Linked DNA regions of Homo sapiens: all the other regions are linked to region 3. A link is a loop called in an ENCODE intact Hi-C map of the cell type or tissue named here. Cell type or tissue: PC-9. All regions are shown on one strand. Links, peaks and the distances in the headings refer to the core of each region. The heading gives the core; the rest is flanking DNA. Region 1 has its middle 18 kb from the start of NFKBIA. Region 2 has its middle 36 kb from the start of SPTSSA. Region 3 has its middle 130 kb from the start of SPTSSA.

What was found. Hi-C counts contacts between places; a loop is a spot of excess contacts. Peaks named below come from ENCODE experiments on the same cell type or tissue, not always from the same donor. Only the 100,000 strongest peaks of a DNase experiment are listed, where the experiment ranks them.
Region 1: a loop joins it to region 3, with 18 times the contacts of the local background. A loop is called at or near these places in 19 of 110 quality-filtered maps.
Region 2: a loop joins it to region 3, with 11 times the contacts of the local background. A loop is called at or near these places in 2 of 110 quality-filtered maps.

Annotation. Positions count from the first base shown.
Region 1 is chr14:35,418,800-35,427,088 of GRCh38, forward strand. No RefSeq gene overlaps it. Among named protein-coding and RNA genes, the nearest start is that of NFKBIA, 18 kb to the left of the region's middle. In PC-9, for the core only: CTCF peaks have their summits at 3,781 (motif pointing left) and 3,981; no DNase peak of the experiment used is centred there.
Region 2 is chr14:34,421,606-34,429,894 of GRCh38, forward strand. No RefSeq gene overlaps it. Among named protein-coding and RNA genes, the nearest start is that of SPTSSA, 36 kb to the right of the region's middle. In PC-9, for the core only: no CTCF peak of the experiment used is centred there; a DNase peak (open chromatin) is centred at 3,996; H3K27ac peaks cover 1,706 bases.
Region 3 is chr14:34,327,378-34,335,666 of GRCh38, forward strand. No RefSeq gene overlaps it. Among named protein-coding and RNA genes, the nearest start is that of SPTSSA, 130 kb to the right of the region's middle. In PC-9, for the core only: a CTCF peak has its summit at 4,461; a DNase peak (open chromatin) is centred at 4,894; H3K27ac peaks cover 1,105 bases.

The DNA.
Region 1 (8,289 bases), core at 1,143-6,142, 1.1 Mb after region 3:
GGCATTAAAGATATAGTAAAATACTTTGTCCTCAGAGTCCAGGCACGGTGGCTCACACTTGTAATCCCTAATCCCAACATTTTGGGAGGCCGAGGCGAGAGGACTGCTTGAGCTCAGGAATCTGAGACCAGCCTGGGCAACATGGTGAAAACCCATCTCAAAATAAAATACAAATAATACAAAAATTAGCCTGGTGTGGTGTCGTGCACCTATAGTCCCAGCTACTTGGGAGGCTGAGGCGTAAGAATCACCTGAGCCTAAGAGGTCGAGGCTGCAGTGAGCCGAGATCGCACCACTGCACTCCAGCCTGGGCGACAGAGTAAGACCTTGTCTCCAAAAAAAAAAAAAAAAAAAAAAAAGGAACAAAAAAAACCTCTGTCCTCAGAGAGTTTACCTTGTGTAGGAGATACTAATAACACAAAATAAAAGAATATAATATGTTAGCAAGAGTGCTAAGGAGGAAAAAAGAAATCAAGGAAAAGTGTAGAAATGTAGGGCAGGAGAGCATGTTGACATTTTAGGTAGGGTGGCCAGAGTAGACAAGAAGGCAACCATGAAGTAAATACTTTTTTGTTGTTGTTGTTGTCTGGCTAGAGTGCAATGAGGTGATCTCGGCTCACTGCAGCCTTGACTTCCTGGGCTCAAGCAATCCTCCCACCTCAGCCTCCCAAGTAGCTGAGACTACTACAGGCATGCACCTGCAAGCCTGGCTAATTTTTTTTTTTTTTTTGTATGTTTAGTAGAGACGGTGTCTCACCACATTGCTCAGGCTGGCCTTGAACTTCTGAGCTCAAGCAATACACCTGCCTCGGCCTCCCAAAGTGCTAGGTGTACAAGCGTGAGCCACCATGCCTGGCTGAAGTGAAGACCTGAATGAAGAGCGTGAGCTGTGTGGCTGTGCAGGAAGGAGGGGCCAGGCGGTCTTCAGTGAGTGCAGAGGCCCGGAGAAGGATGCACCTTCAGGGACAGCAGGGAGTCAGCATGGGGGAAGTCGTGTGAGTCAGGGGAGTAATAGGAAATGAAATCAGAGGTAACAGAATGCCAGATCAATGCTGGGACCTTAGGAACTGATTTTGACAATATTTAGTAAATTCCCCTAGAAAATATCACTCCATTTCTCTTGCTTTAAAACATATTTTGAGGGAACTTTAGGTCCCAGCCTTGAGTGGGCCCCAGAAGCTCCCAATCCTAAAGGGTATAGAAGTTCCCTCCACAAAGTGGCTGATCAGTGTGCCAAGTTGCGTGTTTTCCCAAAGCAACAGAGTACAGACCCATATGGAGAGACGTATATGGAAGGAAATAGGTTTCTTTGGCCACCTTTTCTGTATAAATGTGCCCTACTCCATCCTCCCCCAACCCACACCCCAACTCCTATCCTCAGCTTCTTCACTAAATTCCAAGTGAATTGCCCTGGCAATGTCTACCACATTTTTTCTGTATTACGAATTTCATCGTCTACACTTCTGGGAAAAATTAACCCCACCCTTATGACTTGTGAGCTGTGGCTCAGACCTTCAGTCCTTTTTATGGTCAAGCTTTTGGGTCTTGGCCCACCCACAACCACCTGTAATGGGAAAAAAACCTCATTAAAACATTAAAGGACTTTTTGTCATCCTGGAAGGTTACTAAACTTATATTCGAACAAATAGAAATCTTCAAAGTATAATAGTTGCCACAGTCAAAGGCAGATTACTAGGCTGAATAGATCATTGGTCTAAGAAAGTTGTGGAAAAAAAATCATGTCCTTTGCAGCGACACAGATGCAGCTGGAGGTCATTATCCTAAGTGAATTAGTGCAGGAACAGAAAACCACATGCTGCGTGTTATCACTTATAAGTGGGAGCTAAACACTGGGTCACATGGACATAAAGATGGTAACAGTAGACACTGAGGACTACAGAAGGGAGAAGGGAGGGAGGGGGGGAAGAGACTGAAAAACTAGCTCCTGGGTACTATGCTCACTACCTGGGTGACAGGTTCCATTATACCCCAAACCTCAGCATCACTTATTACACCCTTGTCACAAACATGCACATGTACCCCCTGAATCTAGTACTTGACTATGTTGTCTTGGAACCTGGAGCTAGGTCCTGCAAAAAAAACTTGGAACTATAAAGATGCAGTCCTGAACTCTAAGAGATTATATTCTAAAATAAAATGTCTTAGACCTCTGAGGATGTAGGGGTATTTATGAAATTAATGTTTTCCTATTGGTACGTGAGAAATACTTTCTAGCAGAAAAACTACCAAAAAATGCAAGCCTCCCTCACATTTTGGTTTTAAGCCTTCAGAGACTACATTTATTATCTTGAACAGAATATAATTTTGAAGTCATATTGGCAAATTGTCAAGTTATCTGTGGGTACAAATTATAAAATACTGGATATAAAACCAGACCAGACACAGTGGCTCTGGCCAGGCACAGTGGCTCACACCTGTAATCCCAGCACTTTGGGAGGCCAAAGCGGGCGGATCACTTGAGGTCAGGAGTTCAAGGCCAACCTGGCCAACACCGTCTCTACTAAAAATACAAAAATTAGCCAGGCATGGTGGTGCTTGCCTGTAATCCCAGCTACTTAGGAGGCTGAGGCTGGAGAATCGCGTGAACCTGGGAGGCGGAGGTTGCAACGAGTCCAGATAGTGCCAGTGCACTCCAGCCTGGGTGACAGAGCAATACACCATCTCAAAAACAAAACAAAACACAACACAACACATGAGTTTTCACTGATGACTTTTCCAGATTTGAATTGGCTCTTGGGGGCCCACATAGAGCAGAGGGTGAATTTCTATAGGTGAACTTGCCAACCTCTCTAGAGCAGGCCCTGCTGCTCCACCTAGAATAACACATCACATGCAGGTTACTTCAAGATCCTAGCTGCTTCTGCTCCTAGGATCTGACAGCTGTTTGGGACAGGGACATTTTTTGCTGTTATTGATCTCTAAACTCTTAGACTGTAAGAGCTAGAAGTGACCTTTAAGGTCATTTAATCCAACTGTTCCTTTTATACTTGAAGCAAGTCTTTAACATCCTTGCCAAGGGCTCCAGCAATTTTGGTCAAACACCTCTATCTAGTGTTTACACTTAGGAATAATCTTAGGTGAGAACAAATATCCTGATTCCATGTACTGAGGAAGGCTTTTGTGCAGGAGGTAAGTTTTGGTGTGGTTAATATATTCAATTTAAATGTTATTCAGTTCAATTAAAAAAGATGAAAAGGAAACTTGGCTAATGCTTTTTTTTTTTTTGTCAAATGAAACAATATTGTGGATGAATAATCAAGAATATTTCTTTGGAATACAGATAAATGGTAAACACTAATCCTAAATATCCATCATATTTGCCATCCTAATTAAAAAAATCCCAAATGCCAGACCACAATAGCAAAATGCTTAATAGTGCTGCCTACCCCAGTAAGCCATCATGGCTTGTCTCCAACAACACAAACAGATTTTATGGCCCAGTCTTTACATGAATCACTCTGTGAAAATGATAGCAAATGTAATAACCCCAGACAGCTGCAATTATCTAAGTGTCTCCCTATTAGCCATTTGAATGGCTGAAGCCTTATAATCAAATTAGAGTGAATGCTAATTGAAATCTAATAGAGCTTATATCCATGTGATTAGATATCAGAATTTGATTCCAATATTGTTAAATTACAGACAGGGCCCATCAAGTCATACTAAAATGCGGTAACCTCAATGACAAAAGGAGATGGATTCTTTCAATAAAGAGAGCAAGCCGGAACCAGTTTGTATGGTGTTACCGCCACCTACTGGGACTTAGTGGAACCGCAGAGACAATTTTTCCTTTGACGTGGGCACAACTATTCTCTTTTCTCTTTTTTTTCTTTTTTTGACGGAGTCTCGCTCTGTTGCCCAGGCTGGAGTGCAGTGGCGCAATCTCAGCTCACTGCAACCTCTGCCTCCCTGGTTCAAGCGATTCTCCTGCCCCAGCCTCCTGAGTAGCTGGGACTACAGGCGCGAGCCACCACACCCGGCTAATTTTTGTATTTTTAGTACAGATGGGGTTCCAGCATGTTGGCCAGGATGGTCTTCATATCCTGACCTCGGGATCTACCCGCCTCGGCTTCCCAAAGTGCTGGGATTATAGGCGTGAGCCATTGCACCCAGCCTTTTCTTTCTTTTTTGAGGCAGAGTATCCCTCTGTTGCCCAGGCTGGAATGCAGTGGTGTCATCACAGGTCATTGCAGCCTCAACCTCCTGAGCTCAGGCGATCCTCCCATCTCAGCCTCATGAGTATCTGGGACTGCAGGTGTGTGCAACCACACCCAGCTAATTTTTGCGTTTTTCGTAGAGACAGGGTCTCACTATCTTGCACAGGCTGGTCTCAAACTCCTGGACACAAGCGATCCATCTGCCTTGGCCTTCCAAAGTGCTGGGATTACAGGCATGAGCCACCGCACCTGGCCTACATAGACACTTAAATATTTGCCTACTGGATTTGGCCCAAAATTAGCCTGATTATTTATTTATTTATTTATTTATTTATTTATTTATTTATTTTTGAGACAGAGACTCACTCTGTCGCCCAGGCTGGAGTGCAGTGGCATGATCTGCACTCACTTCCACCTCTGCCTCCTGGGTTCAGTCGATTCTCCTGCCTCAGCCTCCTGAGTAGCTGGGACTACAGGCACATGCCACCATGCTCCGCTCATTTTTGTATTTTTAGTAGAGATGGGGTTTCACCATGTTGGCCGGGATGTTCTTGATCTCACGGCCTCATGATCTACCCGCCTTGGCCTCCCAAAGTGCTGAAATTACAGGTGTGAGCCACCACGGCCAGCCAGCCTGATTTTTTAAAATTATAATTTTATTTTTTATATTTTTTATTTCAATAGTTTTTGGGGTACAGGTGGTTTTTGGTTACATGGATAAGTTCTTTAGTGGTGATTTCTGAGATTTTAGTGCACCTGTCACCTGAGCAGTATACAATGTACCCAATATGTAGTCTTCCATCCTTCACTGGCCTCCCAGCCTTCCCCTACAAGTCCCCAGAATTCATTGCATCATTCTTATGCCTTTGTGTCCTCATAGCTTAGTTCATGCTTTTAAGTGAGAACATAAATTATAATTTTCTTTACTCCAGTGTGTATTCCTAAACCATGCTGAATTGTTAATAAGGCAAGAATATAAACATATAAATGAAAAAGTTTGAATAAAACTTACTGGAAAAGCAAAGAAATATCATTTGAAACATTTAACAAGGGTTAAATACATCTGAAGTGATAAAAAGCTTACTTCAATGCCAGCCTTATGGCTAGTGACAGGCAGAACAATGCCGCCCCCCGCCACCCTCTGCCCCCGGATGTCTTAGTCCTAATTCTCAGAATTTGTGATTTTGTTAGGTTATATGGCAAAAGGGAATTTAGGCTGCAGATAGAATTAAGGATATTAATCAGACGACCTTGAGATAAGGAGATTAGCCTGTCTTAGCCAGGTGGGCCCAGTGTAACCATAACAGTACTTATAAACAGAGGAGGGAGGCAGAAGAGAAACAGGGAAATGGCAGTGTGAAAAAGACATGGCCTGATGTTGCTGGCTTTGAAGGTGGAGGGATGAGGCCACAAGCCAAGGGATGCAGGCAGCCTCTAAAGTGGGAAAAAGATCAGGAAACTGAGTCTTCTCTAGAGCCCCCAGAAGGAGCACAGTTCTGCTGCCCCCTTGATTTCAGCCCAGTGAGACTCATTTTGGACTTCTGACCTTCAGAACTGTTACATAATACATTTGTATTGTTTAAGCCACTAAATTTGTGGTAATTTGTTATGGCAGCAATGGGAAAACTTATACATGGATTGACAGAAGGGAAGCTGAAAGTGAAGAGGCAAGTAAAGATCAAGGCACTGTTACACACGGGCAAAGCAGTAGACATGGAATCAGAAATTCCCAGTTACTGTTAGTATCTCTGTAACTCAATTACTTAACCTCTCTGTGTGTCAATACTTTCATCTGTATGAAGGGCTGGTACTTCCTCAGATGGCTGTTGTGAGGAGGAAATGAATCGATGCGAACCCTTAGCACAGTGCGTTTGGAGAGCCCTAACACATGTGCACCGCTGTTGCTGCTGCCACATGCCATCACTACGACTGCCACAGGGTTAATGGTGGTTTTTTGTTGTTGTTTAATGAGTAGGTGTTTATTTACAAAATTATGTGTACCATATATACATAATTCAGACAAAATTCACAAATGAAGGATTACAGATTAAAATTACATTAGCTTTTTGCATATAACAAGGTTTTATTTAGCACATTCAATTAAACGCATGCCTCTAATCACATTGCATTTTTGGTGGTTGCTGCACAGTAGATGACAGGCCTTGGCTTACAGAAGTGAAAACAGACCATCTCAGTGTAAGCAATTATTCTTGAAATTTTGATTGGCAACTTTGGCTCTAGGTTAGTAAAATTAAATTTGCTTCTTATTAATCATGACTATTGGGTACCAATTTAGGGTGTCACTCTTTCATTAAGTTTTTGGAATAGGTCAGAATATACAGAACTACACAATATTAAACATGGTGCTAGGCCAGGCGTGGTGGCTCACATCTGTAATCCCAACACTTTGGGAGTCCGAGGTGGGAGGATCACTTGAGGCCAGGAGTTCAAGACTAGTGTGGCCAACATGGCGAAACACTGTCTCTACTAAAAATACAAAAATTAGCTGGGTGTGGTGGAGGGTGCCTGTATTCCCAGCTACTCAGGAGGCTGAGGCCGGAGAATCGCTTGAAGCTGGGAGGCAGAGGCAGCAGTGAGATGAGATTGTGCCACTGCACTCCAGCCTGGGCAACAGAGTAAGACTCCATCTCAAAAAAAAAAAAGAAAGAAAATGGTGCTAATGTTTGCAATTGAGAATCTCCGCAATGTAAATTTTTTACTTGATAGTTCTAATTAAAAGTGTCAGTTTTCACATTCTATATATAATTCCTATAATTATACATCATTTAAATTTTTTATTTTAAAAAAATTTATGTTCATAAGAAGTTGCAAAATAGTATAGAGAGTTCCCCTATGTCCTTCACTCATCTTTCTTCAGTGCTAATATTATCAAAACCAGCAAACTGATGCTGGTACAATGTTAACCATAACTACAGATCTTATTCAGATTTCACAGTTCTTACACATACTTTTTTTTTCAGTATACAAGTTCTATGAAATTTTTTCATATGTATAGGGTTGTGTAACCATTACCATGATCAGGATACAGAATTGTGCTGTCACCACAAAGAAACTCCTTGTATTACCCCTCACAGTCACACTGTCCCCTGTCCCTAAGCCCTGGCACTGACTGATCTGCTCGCCATCATTATAATTTTGTCATTTTGAGAATGTTACATAAATGGATTTATATTTCAACTTTTGAGATTGCCTTTTTTTCAAGCCAATTCACTCAGTGTAATGCCTTTGAAATCTATCCACGTTGCTATATGTGTTAATAGTTTGTTCCTTCTTATTAATGAGTAGTGCACCATTATATGGGGGTACCAGTTTATCCATTCACCTGTTGAAGAATATTTGTTTACAGTTTTGGGCTCTTACAAATGAAACTGCTATAAACATTCATGTACAGGTTTTTGTGTGAATATAAGCTTCATTTCATTTCATTTCTTTCTTTTTTTTTTTTTTTTTTGAGACTGAGTTTTGCTCTGTCACCCAGGCTGGAGTGTAGTGGTGCCATCTCAGCTCACTGCAACCTCCCCCTCCCAGGTTCAAGCAATTCTCTGCCTCAGCCTGCTGAGTAGCTGGGATTACAGGTGCCCACCACCACGCCCAGCTAATTTTTTTGTATTTTTAGTAGAGATGGGGTTTCACCATTTTGGTCAGGCTGATCTTGAACTCCTGACCTTGTGATCCACCCACCTCAGCCTCCCAAAGTGCTGAGATTACAGGCGTGAGCCACTGTGCCCAGCCCATAAGCTTCATTTCTTTAGATAAATACCCAGTTTTGTAAGGTTTTAGGAGTTAAGATCATTGGTGGTAAAATACTTTGTAAATGGCAATGCTCACTTCAAACTTAAGGTGGGTTATTCTGAGTTATATTAAGAATGATAAACAGTGACAAAAGGCTGAAAAATTTGGGGAGAATATGTGGTAAGAGTTGGCAGCAAAGGGAACCAAATTTTGAGTTTTTTACTTTGTAGAAAATAAAATGCTGTTAACGGAAAGTGTGAGACATAGGGGCAGCCTTTTATACAGTGGAAATGTGGGATTGAACTAAAAACAAAAGACTGAAATATCTTGGTACATTGGCAGTGCACCAGCCACTGAA
Region 2 (8,289 bases), core at 1,520-6,519, 94 kb after region 3:
TTCTTTCTTTCTTCCCTCTTTTATTTCCTAACATTGCTTAACTTAGTTTTGACCTCTTCCTCTTTTCTCTTCAACTTGAGCCCACAGCTTGAGTATCCACAGCCTCCGCAACCAAGATGCCCAGGACCTTTAGAAGGTGGGCCACAGAGGGGCAAGGGATGCTGGAGACATATTGAGACCTTAAGGACAGTCGGACTTGCCCAAAGCACTAGCAAGCAGATATGTGGAGGTAAGCTTACATGTTTAAGGCTGTTTGCTGGCAGAAGCAAAAACACGGGTACAAGCAACTTGGCACCCTAAGTGAAATCATCAAAAATTAAGTCAGGCCTGCTTGTACTGTTCTCTAAATTAAGAAAAGGAGGCTGATACTGTGGAACTACATACCTCACAGCGTAATCAACCTCTGAGGGATTCCCAGGCCCCATCATAGATCTCCTGAATCAGAATTACCAAGGATGATCATTTTGTTTGGGAACCATTTACCAGGGGCAAGCACAGAGTTTTCCAGCCTAACAGCTATACACATAAATCTGCACCACCTCATCACTTAGTATATGACCTTTGGAAAGTCTCAATGAGCCTTGCTTTCTTTATCTGTAAAGAAAGATGACACCTGGCCAGACGCGGTGGCTCATGCCTGTAATCCCATCACTTTGAGAGGCTGAGGCAGGCAGACCTTGAGGTCAGGAGGCCGAGGCAGGCAGACCTTGAGGTCAGGAGATCGAGATCATCCTGGCTAACACGGTGAAACCCTGTCTCTATTAAAAATACAAAAAATTAGCCGGACATGGTGGCGGGAGCCTGTAGTCCCAGCTACTTGGGAGGCTGAGGCGGGAGAATGGTGTGAACCGAGGAGGCGGAACTTGCAGTGAGCCGAGATCGCGCCACTGCACTCCAGCCTAGGCGACAGAGCAAGACTCTGTCTCAAAAAAAAAAAAAAAAGAAAGATGACACCTACCACACAGGGCTACATTCTGTGTGTAAACCACTTGCACATAATAGTTCTCAACAATAAGTAATTATTACAATATTAATATGATTTTAACAAAGTGTAATAGGTACCATCCAATTTTTCTGAAATTTACTTTACAATAAGCTCATATTATTTTAAAATTAAGAAAAATAAAGCTATTTCTATTTTTGTTATGGAATGACAGCAAATAATAAATTAGGTACTAGATACCAAAAACAAGATACGTAATTTTCTTTTTGAGACAGAGTCTGGCTGTGTTGCCCAGGCTGGAGTGCAGTGGCATGATCTCAGCTCACTGCAGCCTCTGCTTCATGGGCTGAAACCATCCTCCCACCTCAGAGTGGTTAATTTTGGTGGTTATTTTGTTTGTTTTTTTGGTAGAGATGAGTTTTCATCATTTTGCTCAGGTTGGTCTCGAACACCTGGGCTCAATCCATCTGCTCGCTTCAGCCTCCCAAAGTTCTGTAGCTAGAGCACTAGAATTTTCTTGTATGCTCCAAACCCCACAGTGTAGCACAAAGAGGACATCTACACATGCAATGGGTTTCATTGCAGGAGAGGACCCCAAGCTTAAAGAACCCTAATCTTTTTATACTAAACAATAAGTATGCCTGCCATTTGTTTCAGAGGTAGACATTATATCTGTCTTCTAAGTCTCTAAGCAAACCTGCTCCTTCTGCTGGAAGGGGACACTATCTGTCTTCCAAGGCTGTTTCCTATACAAGCTTCTTTGAGGAGATAGTATGGAACAAAGACAATCAGTGCCACTGTTCACAAGACATGCAGACATGCAAAAGACTCAGAGAGAATTTCTTCCCAACAATAGCCATAAGACTGTATAGTTTCCATACAGTGGTGGCTCCTGGAAATTTTTCCCATATTATGCCACTCCATCAGCCACTCTAAATAATTTAACAGAGGCTGGGACCAAATCCATTTGTCTCACACAGCACTTAATTAAGGCTCTTATCAACAGCACTTTGTACAGCAAGATGAGGCCATCCGGCAGTATTAACCCCAGCCATGGCTCCCGGGGTCCTGGTCCCAATCAGCTTAACAAATCCCATACACCATCATGGTTTACTTAGAAAGCCAAATGGCTTTCTCTTTGTTTCTATATTGACCTTTTCACTTGGCCTAAGGCATTAATCCTGGCACAGCAAGATAGAGCAGAGATTGCACAGACTTCACCTGAGAAGAAAGTCTGGGGCAATTATTTCATTCATAACAACCATGGCTAGTGAGCTGAGGCTGACCTGCTTTTCCTTTCAGGGTCCAGGCATGTCACTGAAAACTTCAGCGAAATTTTTACCACTTCACTTTTCTAATTGGATGACTACTGTTATAGGGATAACTGCCAGCAAAGTATACATAAATAACGAATCTGTTTGATTCTTTTTTTTTCTTTTTTTTTGAGACCGAGTCTCACTCTGTCACCCAGGCTGAAGTTCAGTGGAACCATCTCCGCACAATGCAACCTACACCTCCCAGGTTCAAGTAATTCTCCTGCCTCAGCCTCCCGAGTAGTTGGGATTACAGGCGCACGCCACCATGGCCAGCTGGTTTTTGTATTTTTAGTAGAGATGGGGTTTCACCATGTTGGCCAGTCTGGTCTCAAACTCCTGACCTCAAGTGATCTGCCCACCTCGGCCTCCCAAAGTGCTGAGATTACAGGCATGAGCCACCACGCCCAGCCTAAGAATCTGTTGTCTTACTGCAGAGATCTCTCCATTACCTAAGAAAAGTCTCATTTTGGAGAGATCTCTGTGGTCATCTGAGGGCCACATGATCTGTCAGTGATGCTTCCTTAAACACTTAAAGGGATCTTATGATTACCCCTAAGGTGTTTTTAGGGGAGACAAAATAACTCCTGGATTCCACACAGGAAATAAAGACCTGAGGGCACACAGAGTGCCCCTGGAAAGAAAGTGTTGTTGGTCTCCCTAAGTGGGACATACATCATTCAGAGGGCATAGTTTGACAGTTCCTCCAACTTGGCCTCCTGGCAAGCTGGTAAGCCTTAGGGTTCCTGGTTCAGTTTGAATAATTGAGGCTAGTCCCTGTTTTTGCAGAAATTGCCTGAGGGCTGTCAGTCCAAACTGCCCTAATTATCTATGCCATCAGACAGGTGTTGCTCATTCACCCCACGGAATGACTGACTAAGCAATAGCTATGGGAAGGGAGGTGAGGAAGACATCCAGCGGTGTTAACCAATGTCTTGCATGGGAGATATAGAAAATGGGGCAATCCTTTGCTTTATCTGATAGATTCTTGCTGAGGTGAAGGGGAATGACAATCAAAATCATGGTCAGCACCATCATGGGGGATGGCCGATTCAGCAGTTTCACCATTTATAGTGTTTGCAACAGTTTTGGAGAGCTGCATCTGGGCATTTTTTCTTCCTGAGGAAAGACCCAGGGGTGGCTCTGAAGGATATTATTAGAGATCCTTCTTCCCCCTCCTGGCATCTAAGGTATTCTCCCCTCATGTATTGGAGTTGCTTTCTCTCCATCACTATAAAATCAGCTTGTCCTATTCCAATAGTTATCATTCACCTTTTTCCAATCATCTCTACTCATACCCAGACCTTTCATCCAAAAGAGTCAGGTACAAAAGGGATAAGGCAATTTTATAAAACTTACAGAGACTCACGCCACCTACTTAGGCCTGCATGAGCCACTGGGTGACTTATGAAGCAAATGTACTCAACCAAGTGGTGATTAACCTCATGATATAGACTCACAGCAACTCAACTAGAGAATCCAGGGGACTGAGCCAGAATTAAGTTGAAATCCCTAGGCCTCTTTCTGGCTGGACTACCAACCCACTGTCCTGGGACTGCCATTAGTGAACAGAAAAGCAGCATGGTCAGGGAGTGTTGGATACAATGAGTTCCAAATTTCTCTTTTAAGAATCATTATGTCAGTATGTTCAGTTCTTTGTCCTCCGTTTTAAAGTTTAACTTCCTCATAGTTTCAGTAAAAAACCTTTCCCACCAGTTTTAATCAGTAGTTCACATCTGTTCCCCTGGTCACCTGCTCCGTCCTGACTCATCCCAGTCACCTGCTTTGACCTGAGTCACCCCTGGTCACCTGATCTGGCCTAAGTCACCTTTAGTTCCCTGTTCCTAACTGTCCTTCCTGCCAAACTACTCACCCCGCCACTCTGGCTCATACCCCTGCTCTCTTTAAAATAGCCGATCAGAATTAGCTTAGACTGTATAGTCCAACCCTAGCCAATAGGGGAATGACAGAGCAGTAGGGGCTACCTGCATCAAGAGTAAGAACCCCTTCCCCTCTCTTGTTCAGGTGTCCTCTCGCCATTACTCCATTCGTGAGTCACACCCTTCTATAGAAGTAAAAATTGTCTTGCTGAGAAAATTAAATTTATGTTCAAGTGCTATTTCTTTGTGGCACCAAGGAACAAGCATTTTATTTCTAACAGGGAGGAATCCAAATTTTAAAATAGCAATAGGTCATCCTGATCATTAACCAGGAAGTGGCTGAGAGGTGATCTCTTTCTGAGCATAGCCACATTCAGTGACCAAACTGCCTAGTTAAGGTACATGGCCCAGAAGGAGAAGAGAGAGCTAGAGTAAAATTCTATTTGAATTGATTTTTGAAGAGGCCATTCCAGTATTCAATATCAGATGCCTGTGAACGGTAGGGAGTATGGAAAGTCCATCAAATACCTTGACTGTCAGCACTTTGTTGAATAGCTTTTGTAAAAGAAAAAAAAAAAAACTCACTCCACTGTCAAGCTGCAAAGGCCCAGAAGGCCAAACACATGACACAGATTAGTTTCAAGGGCTACAATATTATAGCTGGAATCTGCTGATCGGGTTAAAACAGCAATATTGTGTTGAAAGGAAGGTGAAAGGCACGTTTCACCTGGCGGCAGACAAGAGAAGAGAGCTTGTGCAGTGAAATTCCCCCTTGTGTAATCGTCACTGAAAAAGTATCAACAGCATTGCAGCACAATGGGTAGCCCTGAGAAGAGATCGGAAGTCTAATGTAGTCAATCTGCCAAGAACAAGGTGTGGGGAGATGGAGGTGATGGCTCATGCTATGTGACCCCCCTCACTGCAACACTTTCACAAGTCTGCCTTTTAGGTAGCTTCTGCATTAGAAACAGTCTTTTCTTTATTTTATGCCAAACCTACGGTGGTAGATAGGTCACCATGTCCAGTACAGTGACGGATCTAGTCATAAATGGGAGCAATCTGGACAGTGCAGTCTTGATCAGCAGCTCGATACCAGAGAACTGGCCCTTACTATAGACATCTACATGAGTGACCCAACAGCTTAACTGATTTATTACCAAATTTTGCAGCCCCAGAGAGGGTGTCTTTAATCTACCAATCTGTAGTTTTCCAAGTGACGGACTAAACTCCCAGGCCTTTGGCTATAGCCCAGAGGTCAGTAAAAATATAACAAGCTTTATCAAAAGGAACACTGGCCAGAGATATGAGAATAGCCTTGAGTTCTGCAAAGGGAATGGAGCAACCCCACCCATGTTTGGCTTGGCAGAGCTGGCACTGAGGCTGAACAGTGGCAGCAACTCAATGAATACCATCAGTTTGAAGCTTAACCAAGTCTGGGGATTTGGTACGCTGCATCCCAGCCACACTAGCCATGGCTAAAAGGGACAAACGTAGAGCTCAGGCCATGGCTTCAGAGGGTGCAAGCCCCAAGTCTTAGCAGCTTCCACATGGTGTTGAGCCTGTGAGTGCACAGAAGCCAAGAATTAGGGTTTGGGAACCTCCACCTAGATTTCAGAGGCTGTATGGAAACTCCTGATGCCCAGGCAGGTTTGCTTCTGGGTCGGGGCCCTCATGGAGAACCTCTCCTAGGGCAGTGCAGAAGGGAAATGTGGGGTCGGAGCTCCCACACGGAGTCCCTACTGGGGCACTGCCTAGTGGAGCTGTGAGAAGAGGGCCACCATCCTTCAGATGCCAGAATGGTAGATCCACCAACAGCTTGCACCGTGTGCCTGGAAAAGCTGCAGACACTCAATGCCAGCCCATGAAAGCAGCCAAGAGGGAGGTTGTACCCTGCAAAGCCACAGGGATGGAGCTGCCCAAGACCATGGGAGTGCCCATCTCTTGCATCAGCATGACCTGGATGTGAGACATGGAGTCAAAGGAGATCATTTTGAAGCTTTAAGATTTGACTGCCCTGCTGGATTTCAGACTTGCATGGGGCCTGTAGCCCTTTTGTTTTGGCCAATTTCTCCCATTTGAAATGACTGTATTTACCCAATGTCTTTACCTCCGTTGTATCTAGGAACTAACTAACTTGCTTTTCATTTTACAGGCTCATAGGCAGAAGGGACTTGCCTTGTCTCAGATGAGACTTTGGACTGTGGACTTTTGAGTTAATGCCGAAATGAGTTAAATCTTTGGGGGACTGTTGGGAAGGCATGACTGGTTTTGAAATGTGAGGACATGAGATTTGGGAGAGGCCAGGGGCAGAATGATATGGTTTGGCTCTGTCCCCACCAAAATGTCATCTTGAATTCCCACGTGTAGTGGGAGGGACCCAGTGGGAGGTAATTGAATCATGGGGGCAGGTCTTTCCTGTGCTGTTCTTGTGATAGTGAATAAGTCTCATGAGATCCGATGATTATATTAGGGGGATTTTTGCTGCGCAAGCTTTCTTCTCTTGTCTGCCGCCATGTGAAACGTGCCTTTCACCTTCTGCCATGATTGTGAGGCCTCCCCAGCCATGTGGAACTCTAAGTCCAATTAAATCTCTTTTTTTTTGTAAATTTCTCAGCCTCAGGTATGTCTTTATCAGCAGTATGAAAACAGACTAATACAGCATCTCTTCCCAATCAGTAGGATCACCTCTGGCACTTATAAGCATTCAAATTACAATCATGTAAAACATTGATGCCAATTATATATTCATCAGTGGAAGCTACAACAGTACACTAAACAGACCCAAAGGGTCACTTGCAACAGGGTCACTTAATTTCTCTTTACTGCAAAAATTGCCCAAATCCCATCAGTTGAATTAAGGTGCCCCTTCTTTCCAAGCGGCTGCAAAGACTCATGCCTTGAATAGTTATATGCAACAGCACCATAAAGTTTGAATTTTTTTCCTCCACAGTTCCCCACCATATTCAAGCAACTGCATAAGTGCATAAGTGCATATTGGATTTTTTTTTTTTTTTTTTTGAGACAGGGTCTTGCTTTGTCACCCAGGCTGGAGTGCAGCGGTGCAAAGACTGCTCACTGCAACCTCAACCTCCTGGGCTCAAGCAATCCTCCCACCTTAGCCTCCCAAGTAGCTGGGACTACATGTGTGTACCACCATGCTTGGCTAATTTTTGTATTTTTTGTAGAGACGGGGTTTCACCACATTGTTCAGACTGGTCTTTCACTCCTGAACTCAAGTGATCTGCCCACCTCCGCCTCCCTAAGTACGGGGATTATAGGCATGAGATATTGCACCTGGCTAGGTCTCACTCTTAATTATCTTTCTCCTTAACAAAGCTGAAGTCAGGGTAGGAGGCAAAGAAAAGGTCAAAGGCACAGAAGAAGAGCAGTTTTCTTTGAGAAAATTGAGGCCTTGCATTCAATTTCAAGTGGCCCTCACTCACGGCTCATCTGAATGAGCTTCTGAGGTTTTTGGACCACCCAAATGTCTGTATTGAATAGCACCTCCTCACTGCTCACATTATTTATTTCCATTTTGGGGATTCTTTAGCTTAGTAGCCATAGCTACCACTGCCCCTAGTCCAAGACCATGGCACCTGTTGTCCCATTGTCATAAGATCCCTTTTTCTATCTGCCCAGAAGAGAGTAACAACTGAGGCACAATTTAGGCTGCTGTTTTCATCCTACTTCTCACCACACAGCCCCTAACTATTAATTAACAAGTAGGATATTAGGGATCCTTATTCTCTTAACTCACCCAATACTTAGGCAAATGCATTTACCTCTTGATCCAAGTTGTCCCATCTTCAAACCTAGTTTGTGGGTCCATTATCCCTCCTCTTCCAGAAGACCACATCTGCCAGCATCCCATCCTCATCACCTAAACTATCAAAAACTATGAAGAGTCTGAGATTCTACTCTACTTGCAAGCTAGTCTGACAGCTTTGTAGATGCTAGCAGAAGACAAGAGATTCAGGGTTAGAGACAAAGAACTTTATTACTCACAGAAATAGTCAAAATATCAACATTTTCTTGTTCTGGTTCCCAAGCCCCAGTTCCCACAGGGCAATGCAAAGACCAGGTGATATCTGTATGTGCAGATGGTTGCATTACAGGAAAGGAACCCTGAGCATAGGGAACATAAAGCTTTTAT
Region 3 (8,289 bases), core at 1,749-6,748:
CATATATCATCTCATTTCATCCCCACAATATAAGGTTGGCATTACTCTCATTCTCAGTGGTGGACCTGAGACTTTTCTGATTCCAGAGATCATGCTTTTTTTTTTTTTGAGATGGAGTCTCGCTCTGTTGCCCAGGCTGGAGTGCAGTGGCATGATCTCGGCTCACTGCAACCTCGGCTGTCCAGGGTTCAAGCGATTCTCATGCCTCAGCCTCCTGAGTAGCTGGGATTACAGGTGCGTGCCACCATGCCCAGCTAATTTTCTTGTATTTTTAGTAGAAATGGGGTTTCAACATGTTGGCCAGGCTGGTCTCGAACTCCTGACCTCAGGTAATCCACCCAACTCAGCCTCCCAAAGTTCAGGGATTACAGGCGTGAGCCACTGCACCCGGCCCACTTTCTGTTTTCTTTTTCCTTTTTTTTAAACATTTTTGGGACAGGGTCTCACTCTATTGCCCAGGCTGGAGTGCACTGGCACAATCATGGCTCACTGCAACCTTGACCTCCTGGGCTCAAGCGATCGTCCTACCTTTGCCTCCCAAAGTGCTGGGATTACAGGTATGAGCCATTGTGCCCTGCCAGAGATCACCTTCTGAACCAGTACTCTATACCCAATTTCAGAAAAGGAAGCACTATGGATTCACTAAGGACAAGCTATGCTTAACCTTATTAACTCTTAAAATGGAACTTCACAGTATACTTCAGATTAGTGTTTCTCAAACTTAAGTAATGCATGCACCTCTTCAAAAGGAAAAAATTCTCATAAACCCCGTGTTGCCTTAAATTCTCATGAAATATTGTGGCAGAGACCACTAACAGTTCCTTAGCATTAATTCTCCCTACCTTCCTTTTCGTTAATAGAATTCATCAAGTTTTACCCAGAGCTTACATGTTGCAGCCTCCCTTGCAACTGAGTACAATCATATGACAAGTTTTGGCAGTGAGAAGTGAAGAGAACATAAACAACTTCTGGTCATGTTCTCATTAAGACGCTGCCAGTCCTCGACTTCCCCTGGACCCCTTCCCATAGCTGGAAATCCAGTGAAGTGGGGATGAAACTGCTTCAACCATGTGAATGAAGGCAGTACTCAGGACCTTACTATTCAAAATGTGGCCTGCGAACCAGCAGAAGGAGCAGCAGCTGGGACTTTGTGGAAATAGGGGTTCTCAGGCCTCACCCTAGACCTACTGATGCCAAACTCTGCATTTAAATAAGATCTCCAAGTAATTCATATTCACACTAAAATTTGAGAAGCACTGATCCAGGAGAAGGTAGAACAACAAGCTAGAAGGAGCTTGGGTATCTAGACGACCCACCCTACTACACCACCTACCAGCTCAGACTTTTATAAGATAAGTAGACCTTCTATATTTGTTTAAGCACCTTTATTTTTACGTCTGTTTGATCCAAAATGCCAACTATATTAATATGTACAAACAAAACATGATATAAATTCCCACCTTTACAGCTTTTTCAATATAGTGTATTTGTTTTGTACCTTGCCTTTCTTCAATACCACAACCATTATTAAATCACATATATTATAGTGGTTTTATTGAGTAGTTAAGCTGATTATGTGCCAGTCCACAGCCATAAAATTAAAACAAATTTATAAATGAAATAAAAAAGAAAACTATAAAACCAATAAAAATCCAAATGAACAATTGTTTTAATATAACGAGGTAGATGATGTTTTTCTGCTGGAACGAAATCACTCTTCTCTTCACAACACAGCTACGGAACTGATGTTTCCACACAAATGTTTTTGAGTTTGGCATATTTATACTACCACGTGTTTTGTGATGGCTCAATTCTCTTACCAATTGACTCTATTTGAAGTACTGTCAAATCACCATTAGCATCAAATGTCATGATAGCTTTTGACTTCGCTTGGTCTAAATGCATCACTTACATCCTAAGTTACTTCTGTTCTTTTCTCATGCACACAGGATAATCCAAGAAGCACAACTTAACACCAGCTGTGTTATAAATACAACTGCAAACACAATTTATAACATAAGATGGTCATCCAGAAACCTAGAAAAATAAAACTTACATGCACACTAAGAAACTATAAATAAATGTTCATGGCAGCTTTATTTGTAATAGCCAAGAACTGGAAAGAACCCAAACATCCTTCAACAAGTGAATAGTGAAATACACTGCAGTACATTATACAGTAGAATATTACTCAGCAACAGAAAGAAACATACTGATACGTATGACTTGGATGGATCTCAAGTGCATTATGCTAAGTGAAAAAAGCTCATCTTAAATGTTTACATACTCTATGGACCATTTATATAACATTCTTGAAATGACAAAATTATAGTGATGAAGAACAGAGCAATAGTTGTCACAGGTCAGGTTAGGGAGAAAGTGTAAGTATAACGTGGTAACACCACAGAATTTCTTTGGGTGATGGAATTGTCTGCACCCTGGATGTGGCTGTGTTTACATAAATCTACACGTGATAAAATTTCACAGAGCTATGCACACACACATACACAAACACAAAAAGTGCATATAGGCTAAGTGTGGTGGCTCATGTCTGTAATCCCAGCACTTTGGGAGGATGAGGCAGGTGGATCACCTAAGGTCAGGAGTTCAAGACCAGCCTGGCCAACATGGTGAAACCCCCATCTCTATTAAAAAAAAAATTAGCCAAACTTGTTGGCATGCACCTGTAGTCCCAGCTACTTCAGAGGCTGAGGCAGGAGAACCACTTGAACCCGGGAGGCAGAAGTTGCAGTGAGCCAAGAACACACCACCACACTCCAGCCCGGGCGACAGAGCGAGACTCAGTCTCAAAAAAAAAGTGCATATAAAAACTGGTGAAATCTGAATAAAATCTGAACTTTAGTTAATACCAATGTCAATTTCCTGGTTTGCTAATGTGCTGGGGTTAAGATGCTATCTTAAACTAAGGGTATATGGGAACTCACTATACTATTTTCACCACTTCTCATGGGTAATTCTCAAGTATTTATACTCTAAAAGTACTTATACTTCTTAAGAGTATTTATACTCTCAAAGTATCTCAAATTTTTTTTAATCTTAACCTAATAACAAAGTGGACCAAATGGAACATCTTTTGAGACTTTGTACCTCATCATGATTCAGGCAAGGCACAACCAGTGTCAAAATACTCAGAGAAAGAGGCATTTACAAAAGGAAAGAAAAGTTCACCTTCAAAGAGAGCAAGAGAATCAGACTTCTGAAGGACTGGTCGGTTAAATAAAAAATATAACAAGGACTTAAAGGGAAAATGTGCAGTATTACCAAAGTTACAAAATATCCATTCACGTGTTTCTGGTGAGAAAGCAGCAACTTACTCACTTGACTGCTGTATTCACAAAGCTCTCGCCATAGCTCTAAACATCCACATAGCAAATATGGGGTCCGGGAGCTTGTTTTGGAAGGTGCCCAAGTTTACAATAAACATTCACGTTTTATTATTTGGGGACCAGGCCTGTCAGGGTGACTCTGATACTTCTGATTTATCTCAGGGTGCAAAGTTTTTATGTTTTTATTTTTTACTGTTAAAGGTGAAGTGTTTAGACATACTGGAAACAGAGCAGATTTGGCTTTTATGCAGAACATGTGTGATCTGCCAAAAGCACCTTCACTTTAACCCCTGTCATGACTGGGTCTGAGACTGATTTTCCCCACCACCCACTGTGACCCCACTGGGTCAAGGCTTGTGTCTGCGTGTCTGCTGTTTCTCATAGAGTATCACAGTGGAGAAATCATGAAGAATGCAGTCAACAAATTAAGAGGACTTGGAGACCATTCAAGAGTCTGGAACAAACTAATGAATGAATTATAAGAACTTAGGAAATAACAAAACAGTCAACATTCATTGGCTTATGAGATAGACACTACACAGAGTGCTTTCTATATATCATCTCATTTCATCCTCACCACAGAAGGCAGGCATTAGTCTCGTTCTCAGTGATGGGCCTGAGACTCCCCTGACTCCAGAGCTCATATTCGTAACCAGTACACTATGCCCACTTTTAGAAAAGGAAGCACTAAGGTTCACTAAGGACAAGCCATGCCTAATCTTATCACCTCTATAAATGGGACTTCCAAACTAACAGATCTGAGAAATAGGACAGACCTGATTTCAGCAAGGGATTGACAAGATTTTTATTATTAAGGAGAATGACAAGTTTGAAATGAGATCTTAAAGCCAGGACACAAGGAACAGAAACAATCACATGTGGGGATGCTTTCGTGAGAATTAAAGCTGCAGATGAAGAGGCTGGAGTGCATGGATTTTTCCATAGTCTCTAGGTATGTTGTGTGTTTTTCTCGATACGTGAATCTAACCAGTGAAATTCTTCTCACGCCGAGCCCCCAGTTTGTTCCACCTGGAAATTATTAATACCTTGTCTTCCTGCCTTTGACCTGGAACGGCAGTGTGAGAATATTCTCCCAGGGGGCAGCAGAGAGCAGCAGGACGCTCCAGCATTGGAAGCCATACCCTGGAACCAGCTCAGACCTGTCCTCAGGGGCACCCAGGCTGGGCCCAAAATCTCAGAGTGTGCAAACACAAGCCTTCATAAACTGCCCCTACTAAACCTCACCTGCCCCAACCAGCACTACAGATACAAATCACACTGCCAAGGCAAATGGCAGAAGGAAGGGTGAGGCAGGGATAAGAAACTATATACACACCGATGGGGAGGGGGAAGCCTCACCTGCTTTAACCCAACTTGTTTTTCAGGTCCAGAAAAGCTGCACCCTTTGCAGCTTTGCTTCATGTCCATGTATTAAATGCATATTCACGCAGAAAAATGTATCATGAGAGTGTTAAATAAGAAAGGCCCCTGACCTGAGGCTGTCTCTGTACTCTCAGTTCCTAGGTAATGAACCGCAACCTAACTTAGCACATAAACTGAAAACCTAACTTGGGAGAATAACAAACAGCTGAGTCTCAGCCCCTCTGCAGCCCAGCTTCAGCCAATCACAGGCTGCCAACTGATCAGACCCGAGGCCAAATAAGGCAAGAGCTGAGCTGCAACCAACCAGGCTATTTCTGTACTTTAACTTGTTTTCTATATCACTGCTTCTTTGCAGAGTTCTCTGAATCTTTTGTAATTCTGAGTGCTGCCCGATTCATGAATCATTCCTTGCTCAAATAAACTGCTAAATTTAAATTGTCTAGAGGTTGTTTTGTTTTTTTAACAAGAGGCTTGTTTAAAAAGGCTCCTACTGAGGCAGGAGAATAGGATCTGGAGGCAGGAAACCTTCACGCAGACTTCCTAGAACTAAATTGAAAGGAAAACCCTAACTTTCCACACCTAAGCAACAAAACGACCAGAGGCTACTCTCTTTGACCTTTTCTGAACGACAAATGGGAAATTGGGTGTCAACAACAAATCAGACTGATTGCAGGTGGAGTCTTCTTTTGCAACTTGGTAACTTCACTCCAGCCTCTGAATAGTTGCGGTCCACAACCAGTCAGACCGATTGCAGGCCAAGTCTTCGTTTGCACATAGAAGTATAACTTTGTAACTTCACCCTAGCCTCCGATTGGTTGCAAAATGCCTCTGATAGGTTTGCACAGGAGTGACCTTTGTAACTTCAGCCTCTGGTTGGCTGCTTTCTGCAACGAGACTGATTGTAGGCTACCAATTCATTTACATGAGATGAGCATGAAGTGGCCAATGGGAAACTTCTAGTGGGTATTTGGACCCAAGAAGATTCTGTATCCGGGCTCTTGAGCCGCAGCTCGGGTTCGCTCCCACCCTACGGAGTGTACTTTCGTTTTCAATAAATCCCTGCTTTCATTCTTTTGTTGCTTCTTTGCTTTGGTGGGCGTTTTGTCCAATTCTTTGTTCAAAATGCCAAGAACTTGGACACCTTGCAGTCACAACCCCACTACCAGTGACACTACTGCCTCTCAGACAAGAACACCCAGAGGCTGGGCACGGTGGCTCACGCCTGTAATCCCAGCACTTTGGGAGGCCAAGGAGGGCGGATCACAAGGTCAAGAGATCGAGACCATCCTGGCTAACACGGTGAAACCCCGTCTCTACTAAAAATACAAAAAATTAGCCGGGCACGGTGGCAGGTGCCTGTAGTCCTAGCTACTCGGGAGGCTGAGGCAGGAGAATGGCGTGAACCCGGGAGGCGGAGCTTGCAATGAGCCGAGATTGCGCCACTGCACTCCAGCCTGGGCGACAGAGCGAGACTCCGTCTCAAAAAAAAAAAAAAGAACACCCAGAGAAGAGCAAGGAGGGTGTGTGGCCCAAAGGTGAGGTTTCCTTTCTATCCCCTCAAACTTTTACTTTAAGGGCCACTCAGGTTTTTACAAGAACAGATTTGTGGGTACCACCCACACCCCAAAGCATCACACCTTGAGAATCCTGAGACCCATTTACTGTTGACACCTGAGTAGTGGAGGTGTGTGAGTTGAAGGGATCCAAACTTTCCAGGTAATTATTACATTGGCGAACCATACAAGGCCCAGAACACAGGCTCTAACCTATGAGGGACACAGGTTTGAATTCAATAGATGATCCCACTTTTGCAAGAAAACTTCCTGTGACTAGGAAATAAGATGTCCCTTTAAACTCTACCCTAGAGGGCCAGACTTCAGTTTCCATAAACCACAAACAGTTCATCTTTGAAACAGGTACCTGGGAGGCCAAGGCAGGCAGATCACTTGAGGTCAGGAGTTTGAGACTAGCCTGGCCAACATGACGAAACTCCGTCTCTACTAAAAATACAAAAAGTTAGCCGGGTGTGGTGGCACATGCCTGTGATCCCAGCTACTTGGGAGGCTGAGGCATGAGAACCGCTTGAACCCGGGAGGCAGAGGTAAGCCAAGGTCGTGCCACTGCACTGCAGCCTGAGTGACACAGACTAATCTCAAAAAAAAAAAAGAAACAGGTACCTGGGAAACCTTGCTTGTCCCAGGGTTTGGGGAATATCCTGCATATAACATTAGATAACTGCAGTTTTCCCCTTTTGGGTAAATAAACAACATACAAAACTCAGACCTTGTGAGCACAGCTCCCAAGAAAAAGCACTACCATCCTTTCACATTCCTTCCCCCACCAAAAAAAATTCCCTTCTTCCAGCCCCAAACAAGCCTCTTAACTAAAAGGAAGTCCTCTGGGGAAAGCTGATGACCCCATGTCTAACACTGCCTCTGGCAAGTCAGAGGCCTCAGAAACTAAAATTAAACTCCCAAGAGCAATTAACCCAGTTCAGAAGACACATGAGAATTTGGCTGTTTTTAATTTTTTGAGATAATGCAGTCCCTGTATAGAAAAAAAATCCATGAAATCCACAATCTTCAACATTTGCAATTTTTTTTTTCTTTTTGAGACAGGGTCTTGCTCTGTCACCCAGGCTAGAGTGCAGTGGCACAATCATGGCTCACTGCCGCCTTGTTCTCGGACCAAACTGAGGGTCGGGCTGCTATTTCTTATGGCCTAATAACAAGATGCAGATGAACTGAGGAAGAAGATTTTTATTTCTGCAACCGGTTACAAGGAGAAGGCCTGGAAATTATCACCAGACTAACTCAAAATTACAAAGTTTTCCAGAGCTTATATACCTTTTAAGCTATAAGTCTACATGTAAGTGTGCATTCATCAAAAGACATAAGTGATTAACTTCTTTTAATCTAAAATTAAGGTGTGAGTCCTGAAGACCTTCCTCTGGAGCCTCAGTAAATTTACTCAATCTAAATGGGTCCAGTTGCTGGAGTGATTAACCTTATTTTGTCTCCTGCTAAATCATGAAGGTTTGAGGAGTTTGTGAAGGCCTGGGGAGTTTCTTCAGACCCCCAATAAAACTTGTTTAATCCTAAACAGGTCCTGTTAAGAATTCCTTCATTATTTTGCTTTAAGGCCCAGGAAAGACCTAGGCAAAGCTCTTGGTGGGCTTTTGTTACATCCCAGCCTTTGTGTAAGGACACTGGCTCTTTCAGCTTTTAATATTTAAGTTAACTACACAGTCAGTGCTGAAACAGTTGTTATGGAGGCCTGCGTTAGTGAGACCTGGCCTGCCACAGCCTTGACTTCCTGGACTCAGGTGATCCTCCCACCTCAGCCTCTGGAATAGCTGGGACTACAGGTGCATGCCACCATGCCTGACTAATCTGGGGGGTTTTTTGTAGAGATGGAGTTTCACCATGTTGGCCAGGCTGATCTTGAACTCCTGGGGTCAAGCGATCTGCCTGCCTCAGCCTCCCAAAGTGCTGGGATTACAGTTGTGAGCCACCGCACCAGGCCCCAAATCTTTCATATTAATCAATACTCTCCATCA